Linked DNA regions of Homo sapiens: region 2 is linked to region 1. Evidence: chromatin contacts called from ENCODE Hi-C data. All regions are on one chromosome and are shown on one strand. The core of a region is the stretch at or near the end of the contact, and the rest is flanking DNA. Distances in the headings are between cores, read along the strand shown.

Region 1 (5,026 bases), core at 1,779-4,278:
TTTGACCTGTCTGTTCCTAGCCTGGGTTAACTACATTGTTCCAGCAAGCTATCTACATTGCTTCCACATCTTTGAAATGAGGTATATGCCTGCTTTATTTGGGAATGCGAGGATTAAGGAGAATAATATATACATAATGTTGAACACCTACGCCTTTTAACCACTTTGAAGTTCCAGAAACACCTCCAGCCCTTAGGTGAGCTGTGATTAAATTCGTTCATTAACCCAACACACATTTACTGAATGCCTACTCTGTGCCGCAGTTCCTGGCAGGTGTGCCTGACAGTGGGTGTGTAATATGTTCAGGGTCTGTATCCCATGAGCGTGGGGATCTCCTTTATCTTCTGGCACATATGGTCCTGGGGGAGAAGCTAAGGGGAAGGGTCAGGAGCTTACATGGCAGATTCAGTAAGCTTTTAGCACAATAATTTTAATTGCAAAAATAAACAGTTTTGTCAACTGCTTGAGAGTAGCGTCTGCTTTACAAAAATTAACAACAACAAAAGGAAAAAAAACCCAAAGCAAAACGTTACATCCAATGGCTGCTGGATAAGACACTGCTGTACAAAGTCCCGCGCGAGACCGCCTTGGCGCTGCCCCAGCCTGTCTCTGGGGGTTATAGAGGAAGGCGTGGGGCGTGTGCCAGTTACAAAAGACTGTCTTGAATCCCAGGGTAGTGCCTATTCACTGGGTGGTCTCAGAAGACTTCCCCCAAAGCGCGGCTGACAAGGGTGACAGCGCCTGGACCGCGGGAACTGTCCGCGGAGCTGGTGCTGAATAGGGCGTGTGCGGCGGGCGCTTCAAGGAAACTGGAAGCGGGACCGGAGGCCGGCCCTCGGGCGTGCGAGGAGGAGTTGGAAGAAGAGCGGGGAGGGGAACGGCCCGGAACTCGTGCGCGCCGAACGGCGGCGCCCCAACCCATAAACCCATCTCTTGCTCAGAGAGAAGCGAAGGAGAGGCCCAGCGAGTAAAAGCCGAGGCCCTTGAGCCGCTCCTCGGCGCGCGCCTTCTGCTTGAGGTGCACCTTGCTGTGCCGTTTCTTCTCATCGCTGCGCGCGAAGCGGCGGCCGCACACGTCGCAAGCAAAAGGCTTCTCGCCGGTGTGGGTGCGCACGTGCGTGGTGAGGTGGTCGCTGCGGCTGAAGTTGCGGAGGCAGATGCGGCACTGGAAGGGTTTGTGGCCCGTGTGGATGCGCAGGTGGCGATTGAGCTCGTCGGAGCGCGCAAAGCTCCGCACACAACTCTCCACCGGGCAAGCGAAGGCCTTGGCGTGCGGCCGCGGGCAGAAGCAGCGCGTGCTGCATTTGCCGCCGCGGCGCCCCTTGCGTCGCGCCTTGGCCTGGGGGAAAGGGGTGGGCGGCGGCGGCGGCACGGGTGGTGCAGCCACGCCACTGCTTCCAGGGATGTCCGCCACCAGAGGTTTAGGGAAGTCCGCCGCGGCGGCGCTGCGAAGGCCCAGCGGGGAAAGCTGAGGCTGCGTACTGGCCAGAAACTCTCCGCCGTCGCCGCTACTCCCTCCCTCCCCACTAGGAGGGGTCAGGAGCCCAGGGAGGCCCTCAGCCCCCTCCCCTAAGTCACCCGGGGCCAGCGGGAAAGCGTCATAGGCCCCGCTGGGATAGAGTCTGTTGGCTGGGACGGCCGGCAGTTCCGCAGGGCAGCTGATGGACAGCAAGTCCTCAATCTTGGTCCCTATTACGGGAAAACGAGCCTCCGGGGCGGCCTGGTAGTCTCCCTGTGACCCACAGTTCCCTGGGGCCCCCACAGAAAGCAGCTCCCAGGGCGCGTAGGGACCCTTGAAGGCAGAGACAGCGTCCAGCGCTGGCGAGGCGGGAGGCGCCCGGAGGCCGGGCTTGACGTCGGGCGGGGAGAGCTGAGGCTCATACAGGCACTGCGAGGGGGCACCCGCGCAAGGCGAGGCCTCCCAGAACGCCTCTGGGAAAGGGGCAGCGCCCAGATCCGGGGAGTAAAGGTCCGGCGGACCCGGCAGCAAGGCATCGGACCCCGCAGGAAAAGGGGCATCCAGCGGGGATCTGGACGCTGCTGCCTCTGGACCGGGGAAGGGTGCCAGGCCTAAGATGCCCGACATGAGGTTGAAGAGTGCCTCCGGGTCGTGCGGGTGTTCGGGCACTGCCTGAATGAAGAAGCTACCGCTGTAGCTGAGGCCGGGAGGGGGTGTGGGCGCAGGCCCCTCCAGGAAGCAGGAGTCGGCTAAGTCCCCACTTGCGCCGCAGCTGTTCAAAGCCCAGCTCAAGAAGTCGCCTGCTGAGGAGGGAGCAGGAATCAGCTCTGGGCACATCAAAGGGTGCACCTGAGTCCACAGCCCCTACCTACAAAACTCTTGGTGCCCACGGATATACACAAAGTGCCTTTTGCACATTCTGATTCAGCAGGGGCCCGCATACGTCCCAAGGAGCACATAGAAACATGCACACGCAAAACACACGTGCACAGGCAAAAGGGCGCTCCGATAACCGCACAGGTTCCTGCGGAGGCGCTGGCGGCCCAGTGTGGGTGGGAATGGGGGTGCGCACCCCAGGACTCCTAAGCTTCCCATCGCCCCTATTCTCATAGCTCCAATGTCCCAGTCCCTCCTGGTTCTCAGGTATGGTGCGCCCCCGCGCTGCGCCGTCGTCGTCTGAGCACCCCTGCTCGCCCTCCTTACCTCCAGGGTAGCCGGTGGCCGCGGGAGCGTCCCTGGCAGGCAGCCGGGGCAATTCAGCGCTGGGTTCGGCGCAACAGCCTTCAGTGGACTTGACGAGGAGCGCGTCGGGTTCGGAAAACTCGCTAAGGTGGAGCATGGCGCGGCGCCGGCTGTGGGGCGCCCGGGGCCTCGCCCGCTGGGCTTGGGGGCGCGCGGGTGGCGGGGAGGCTGGCGGTAGGGGTTCCCCGCAGCGCACAGACCTAGGCGCCCGGGCTCCTGGCTTCGGGCACTCACCTCTGGGAAAGGAGTCGGGGAGCCGCGGCGCCCTCGCTCGCCCGCACCGGCCTCGGGCGGCGGCTCCTCGCCTCTCCAAAGCGCTGCCGGGCTCCCCCAGCCCACAGCCCCCCCACTTATATAGCTGCGGCGGCGCTGGCTCCGGGCTTCCGACTCCCCGGGCCACTGCCATTTTGGGAGGCCCCGGCCCTGCCGCCGTGACGTAAATGCCCAAACATGGACACAGGATGTGTGCCGGGGACTCCCGAAAAGGAAAGCTCGAGCTGTGACGTTGTTGTTGTCGCCGCCGCCGCCAGGCTCGCGCCGCTGCGTGCGCGCGCGCTCCCCAGGCGTGGAGCGCTGGGGCCGCGGATGCGCCAGTCTGGGGCGCTGCGCCTCACCGGGCCGACCGTCCGGTAGATGCGCTTCCCACCTGGAGGCAGAGGCCGAGGGGCAGCAGGGGAGGACCGTGTTGGGTTTGAATCTGCCCTCTGCCACTAACTAGCTTGACACTCAGTCCCCCTTAACGTCAGTTTCTCACCTGTGCATTTCCTGTGGAGAGAAACTGAGAGCACATAAATGTCCAGGCGCACTCAGTAAACCACAGAGATTATTGCCATTCATTTCTTTTGCTCACGCCTGTGTGTTTTTCCATTTTAAGTTTTTTTTTTTTAAATTTGTGCTAGGAAAAATAATTTAAATTAAAAAGGACTGTAATACTTGTTAACAGTAGGAGGAAAGTCAACTAGCACAACAGGGTATATTCTAAATTGAAAAGTAAAAGTCCCTCCTCTCCACCTACCTTCATTCCTAGCTCCTGAGGTAGCCACATTTAAGTTTCTTGGGTATTCTTTCAGAAGAATTTTATGTATATCCAACCATACACATTGTTCTGCAATATTATTATTATTATTATTTTTTCACTTGAAATAACTTAGAGATTGTGCCATGTCCTGACATAAAGATCTTGTCATTCTTTTTCAAGGCTGTATAGTACTCCATTGTAAGGGAGGACCTTGAGTTAGTCGATTTGTCCCCTATCCATGAGCATGTAGGCAGTTTCCAACTTTTTACTTATACCAATGTTGTTGGAGTCAACATCCTTGACTATATAAATGTGAATGTGTCTGTGAGATAAATTCCAACGAGTGTAATTGTGTGCCAAAGTATATGTAAAATTTTGATAGACAACTGGCAAATTGTCTTCCAGAAAAGTAGGGCCAATTCCTGCTCACTCCTCCCTCACCCACAGGGTATGAGATGCTTCTGCAGAACATTTTTTCTGCCTTCATACAAATGGCTTTCGCTCTAAGGATGTTGATCCCAGCAACACACAGGGAATCCGTGGGAAATATCTCCCTGGAATCAGTACTTGAAATAATTGGGCTTCTTTTGAGAAAAAAAAAAAAAATCCTAGCCTTAAGGAGGCTGTGAATCTTGGCTGCAGAAGCATCAGAGCCAACTCCAGCAAAGAAGCTTGCCTACTCTCCTAGTCTCATCTCTCTTCTGCTGTGGTTTTCCCTCTGTCTCATTCTCTCATTCTTTTTAAAATGTTTATTTTATTTTGTATTATAGCTCACTTAACTCCTTTCTGGAACCAAATTAAATAAATACATGGGGGGGAAGGATTAAATAAATACATGGAATAGCATGTTCTTCTTTATGAAGAGCATCAATTCCTGAGACTCTGTGTGCTGGAGGGTAAGGTGGGCAGGTTTAGGGCTCCTCCTTCCTTCTCTCCTTTTTTGAAATAGAAACAAAGCCCTTTGGGGGTGGTGGACTCAGCATCATGGGCAGTATAGCTCCCAGCCTCTCTTCCACCCCTGTACCCTCTTTTTCAAGAGAGAGAGAGAGAGCCCAAGAATGCCCAAACCCCACCACATTCTCAGTCCTTTCACCCTATGTCCATTATCCAAACATCCATTCAGTTTCTCAATGTTCATTCATTCAGTATTCATTTCTTAAGTGCCTATTACAGGCCAGAAGGTAGACTTTGGTTTTATGTCTGCTGGGACCCTGAGCCCCATCTCCAGCACTAGGTGCCCACTCCTCATCCCACAGTGACCTTATTAAGTGTTTTCACAGAATATGTCCCTTCACACAATCACCTGC
Region 2 (4,744 bases), core at 2,022-4,521, 1.4 Mb after region 1:
GGAGATGTGGGAGGAAGTATTTAGGAGTTAAAATTAACAGGCCTTTATGATTGATTTGATTAAGAGGAATCCAAAATGACAGGGCCTAGAACATAGTAGGCATTCAATGAATACTTATTGAATAAACAAATGCAAAGTCTCTGGCTTAGACAGCTGGAAAGACAGTAGTGCTATGGGGAACATTGGTTTTAGCATCCACACAATTACCAGGATGCTATGAGGGTGGGGACGATAGTTCAGTTTTGGACATATTGAAATCAAGGTGCCTGTGGTTACACTGTGTGGAAATGTCCACTAGGCACTTGGATGTGTGTGTCAGAAGCTGAAGAGAAAGATATGGCCTAGAAATGTAGATTTAGAAAATCATTATTAACTAAATTAGTATGAATGAGACTACATAGAACAGTGATTTTTTTTTTCAAAGTGGGGATCTCAACTCATTAATGAATAGTAAAATCAATTTAGTGGGCTGCAACCAGCATTTAAAAAAATGGAATAGAATAAAATGCAACATGATAGGGAAAAAAATGAGAATTTAGCTCCTGAAGTAAAGATAAATATAATGTAAGTATGACTTTGTTAAAAATTTAACTCACTAATATGTACATTGGGTACATGAATGCATGTACTTAAGTGCAATTAGGTTGCACAATAAGAACCTCTTATTGTATGTTTTGTGAAAAAAATTGAAAAAATATTAAAAAAATCAAAAGACAACCAATAAGTCATGTTCAGAGAAGGGACTAAGGCCTAGACTAGACTGCTGAGAAGCAGCTTAGGAAAGGCATATAGTGGGCTAGAGGAAGAAACTCAGACGGGGGGCAGGGGTTCCATTGTGTTGAGGTTGGTTTTAGAAAGAAGATTTCAGAGAGAAGATTAGAAGTACTGATCCCAAATGCCTGATTTTCCCTCTAGGCTAAGCAATTTGAATTCAAGGACAATGGCTTTTTTTTTTTGGCAGGCTAGAGTGCAATGGTGTGATCGTAGCTCCCTGCAGCCTTGAACTCCTGGGCTCAAGTGATCCTCCTGCTTCAGTCTCCCAAGTAGCTGAGACTACAGGTGTGTGCCACCAGGCCTTGCTATTATTATTATTTTGCAGAGACAGGGTCTTGCTATGTTGACGTGGCTGGTCTCGAACTCGTCTTCAAGTGATCCTCCTGCCTCAGCCTCCCAAAGTGCTAGGATTACAGGCATGAGCCACCATGCCCAGCCAACGGACCATGTCTTAATCTTATCTCTAGTACTTAGTAAAATGCCTGGCACATATTAGGCCCTTAATAACTGTTGAAAGAACAAACTAGAACTAGTACTTGCACTTTAGAAAGATTATCCTGATGGCAGTCTGGAAGGGGAGGGACTGGAGGCTAGGTTTTTGTTTTTTAAATGAAATTATCACACAGTCCAGGTGAATGATGATGATGTCCTGAACTATGATGATAATGGAAAGAAAAGGATGGATTTAAGTTACTTTTTAGTCAGATTTATAAGGACATAGTGATTTCTTACATATGGGCATGGTAGCTAGTCTCCAAGAAAGGAGGCTGAAATCCTTGTATTCCCAGTGAAATCCCTGTACCACCTGGTGAAGTCCCCTTCCACAGTGCATCAGGGCTGCCCTGTGTGACAAGTAGAATATGGCCGAGAGATTGTGTGTTACTTCTGAGGCTAGGTCACAAATATATCATTTGCTCTTTTGCCTTGTTCTTTTGGATCACTTGCTCTGAGGAAGTCACCCCATTTTGTGAAGACATTCAAGCAGCCCCATGGAGAAATTCATGTGGAGAACAACCTTCACTTACTGCCAACAGCCACTACCAATTTGGCAGGCATGGAAGTCCGCCATCTTGGAAGTGGATCCTCCAGCCCCAGGCAAGCCTTCAGTGGACTGCTGCCCCGTTTGATATCTGGACTGTAATCTTGTGAGAGACTGGAAGCCAGACCACCTAGCTAAACTACTCCTAAATTTCTGACGCAGAGAGATTGTGAGAGATAATAAAAGTTTATTCCAAATGTCTGATTTTCCCTCCAGGCTAAGCAATTCGAATTCAGGGACCATGTCTTTTGTTTGTTTGTTTTAAGCCACCAAATTCTGAGGTTAATTTGTTACATTTGTTTTGCAGCCTAAATAACTAATACAATGGGGGTGAAAGAGGAGAAAGCAAAGACTACCTACTAAGTGCAGACTAAGTGCTTGAAGAAGGAGCTAGGGGCCGGGCGCGGTGGCTCACGCCTGTAATCCCAGCACTTTGGGAGGCCGAGACGGGCGGATCACGAGGTCAGGAGATCGAGACCATCCTGGCTGACACGGTGAAACCCCGTCTCTACTAAAAATACAAAAATTAGCCGGGCATGGTGGCGCGCGCCTGTAGTCCCAGCTACTTGGGAGGCTGAGGCAGGAGAATGGCGTGAACCCGGGAGGCGGAGCTTGCAGTGAGTCGAGATCGCGCCACTGCGCTCCAGCCTGGGCGACAGAGCGAAACTCCGTCTCAAAAAAAAAAAAAAAAAAAAAAAAAGAAGGAGCTAGGGTTGGGATGGAGGAGATAGTGAGTTATCCTCAGGACCTATGCTTGCCTTGTTTATAGGATATCCAAGTGGATATGCCCATAGGCAGTCTTTGTTCCTCGCCCTCAAAGGCCTACCAACCCTAGAAGAATCAGTTCAAATGTCACCTCTTCTGTGAGGCCTTCCTGATTTCCTCTGGCAAAACCTGGCCCTTCTGCACACTTATTGCACGTTATTATAGCAAACGTGCATTGCTTCGTATTGCAATTATCTATTTGCAGTTATTTGCTTACATTTGGAAGCCCCATTACAGTGTGAACTCCCTAGGGCAAGGGCCGTGATTTTTAGTATTTTCTGTATAATCGTGTGTGTGTGTGTGTGTGTGTGTGTGCGTGTGTGTGTGCGCGCGCGCGTTACACTGTGCCTGCCCAGCACATAGGCAGCCGTCCTTAAATGCTTGCAAAGTATTAATTTTGAGAAACTTGGTGCGTGTATCCACGTCCTCTTATTAGTAAGTTTTCCTTATTAGTACAGCTATGGGCGTTTGAGTTTTTGGAGTGGCCGGAGCAAACTCGCCACTCGAGGTCCCTGAGTGGCAGCCCCAGCGCACTTCCGAGGCAGAACTCCCACCTTCACCTGGGTCTAGCTCCGCCTCTGCCTGGGTTAGGCCTCTCCTCCCCTCAGCCCCGCCTTCACTCAATCCCGATTGGCTGGAGGAAGAAGGAGGCCCGACCATTGGCCCCTTTCTGAGGGGGCGGAGCCGGGCGGTGTTTCATCCCTCAGCCTCAGGCTGAGCCGGACCGAGCCGAGAGGACCCGAGTGGGGCCGAGGCCAGTAGCCCCGGGGCCCTGAGCAGAGGCCGTAGCTTGCGCCGCACCCGCGGCCAGGCGGAGCCAAAGATGCCGGCCTCTGCTGCGCGGCCCCGCCCGGGTCCCGGGCAGCCTACAGCCTCGCCCTTCCCGCTACTGCTGCTGGCGGTGCTGAGCGGCCCGGTATCCGGCCGCGTCCCCCGCTCGGTGCCCAGAACCTCGCTTCCAATCTCTGGTAAGGCGCGGACGCCCACGCCCTCAGCCCTTCGCGCCCACACCCACACCCACACCCACCTGCTCCTCAGACCGCTCGGCCGGACCCGGGCCTCTCAGCCTGGTGTATGGCGTTTCACGCCGCCCACGCCCCGCCGGGACCGGGGCGAGATCTTCGCACTTCACCGCATCCTCTCTGCATCCCTCCCGCGCCCCTCAGCCCCTCATCCCCAGCCCGGGCCTCGCGCCTCGGCTCCCACGACACGCCCAGGCTGCACCAGCGGGCCCTATTCCCGGAGCCGCAGGAGCGTCCAGTCCTCACCGTGCAGACTCGGACACTGAGGCCCAGAGCTCGGGTGGGGGCTGCCCGAGGTCGTTCATTTCGAAGTTCCGTCTCCCTTAGTCCCCTGTTTCCCCGCACATACACCTGGGTCCATCATTCCAGCTTGACGCCCACTCTGCTTTCAGACCCATCAGTCTTTCATTCTACTCCAGCTTTCCATTCCGATCTCCAGGTCAGCATTTCCATCTTCTCCAATTCATTTCCCTATCAGTTCTATACATCATCCGAGCCTCTTGGCCCTTCTGACAGCCCTTCCCGCTCCCCTGACATCTCTGACAGCAGCTCCCATTCTCCCATTATTGGATCCACGTTAACTCTCTTAACTTCCTCAGTGTTCCTCGCTGCCTCTGCCCATTCCCTACATTGAATATTGGTAAACCATTCAATGTGTTGATGTAAAGTTCTGCTTAAATGATTTTTCAAGTCTTCAGAAGGAAAAATAGAGGAGGGGGATATGATCCTTTGAAAAGATGTGGAAGAAGCTAGGAGACGTCACAAGGTTAAAAGTGATCATTGGGGCGATTCACATTTTAGACTCTGCTGAGGTGGGTATGAGCATGGCCGTGGACCTTGTTGTCTTCTCAGTGGGCATTGAGTGTTATTAGCACCTTGGGCAGACAGAACCAGTGAAGCCAAGAGTACAACCTGTTGGCAACAACTCTGGACTGGTTAATAGTAGTTTAGAGTTTAAATTCAGACTAGTGCCATATAGGGATGCTGTGATTCCAGAAGGCGAAGTTGTGGCCAGAGCCTGGGGTTTCAGTTTGCACCCAAGCAATAGCCACAAAGTAAGTTGAGATTGCCAGGCTGGGTTGATGTCCAGGCATCCAGAGATGTCTAGATGGCAAGCAAGGTGAAGCAGAGTTGAGGATGTGAG

What was found. A loop is a pair of places that touch in the nucleus more often than their neighbours do. Pooled maps may share reads with other maps.
Region 2: a loop to region 1 is called in a pooled map, with 7 times the contacts of the local background. The contact joins the promoter of SEMA4F here to the promoter of EGR4 in region 1. A Hi-C loop is called at or near these places in 5 of 50 pooled maps.

The regions. Positions count from the first base shown.
Region 1 is chr2:73,290,520-73,295,545 of GRCh38, forward strand. EGR4 (early growth response 4) reads right to left here and starts at 3,029. Exons shown (of 2, transcript NM_001965.4): 1 at 2,663-3,029; 2 at 410-2,262. The coding sequence starts at 2,798. The coding sequence ends at 938. RefSeq lists an enhancer at 620-1,315 and a silencer at 3,312-3,391.
Region 2 is chr2:74,650,976-74,655,719 of GRCh38, forward strand. SEMA4F (ssemaphorin 4F) reads left to right here and starts at 3,272. Exons shown (of 14, transcript NM_004263.5): 1 at 3,272-3,546. The coding sequence starts at 3,402. RefSeq lists a silencer at 3,119-3,548.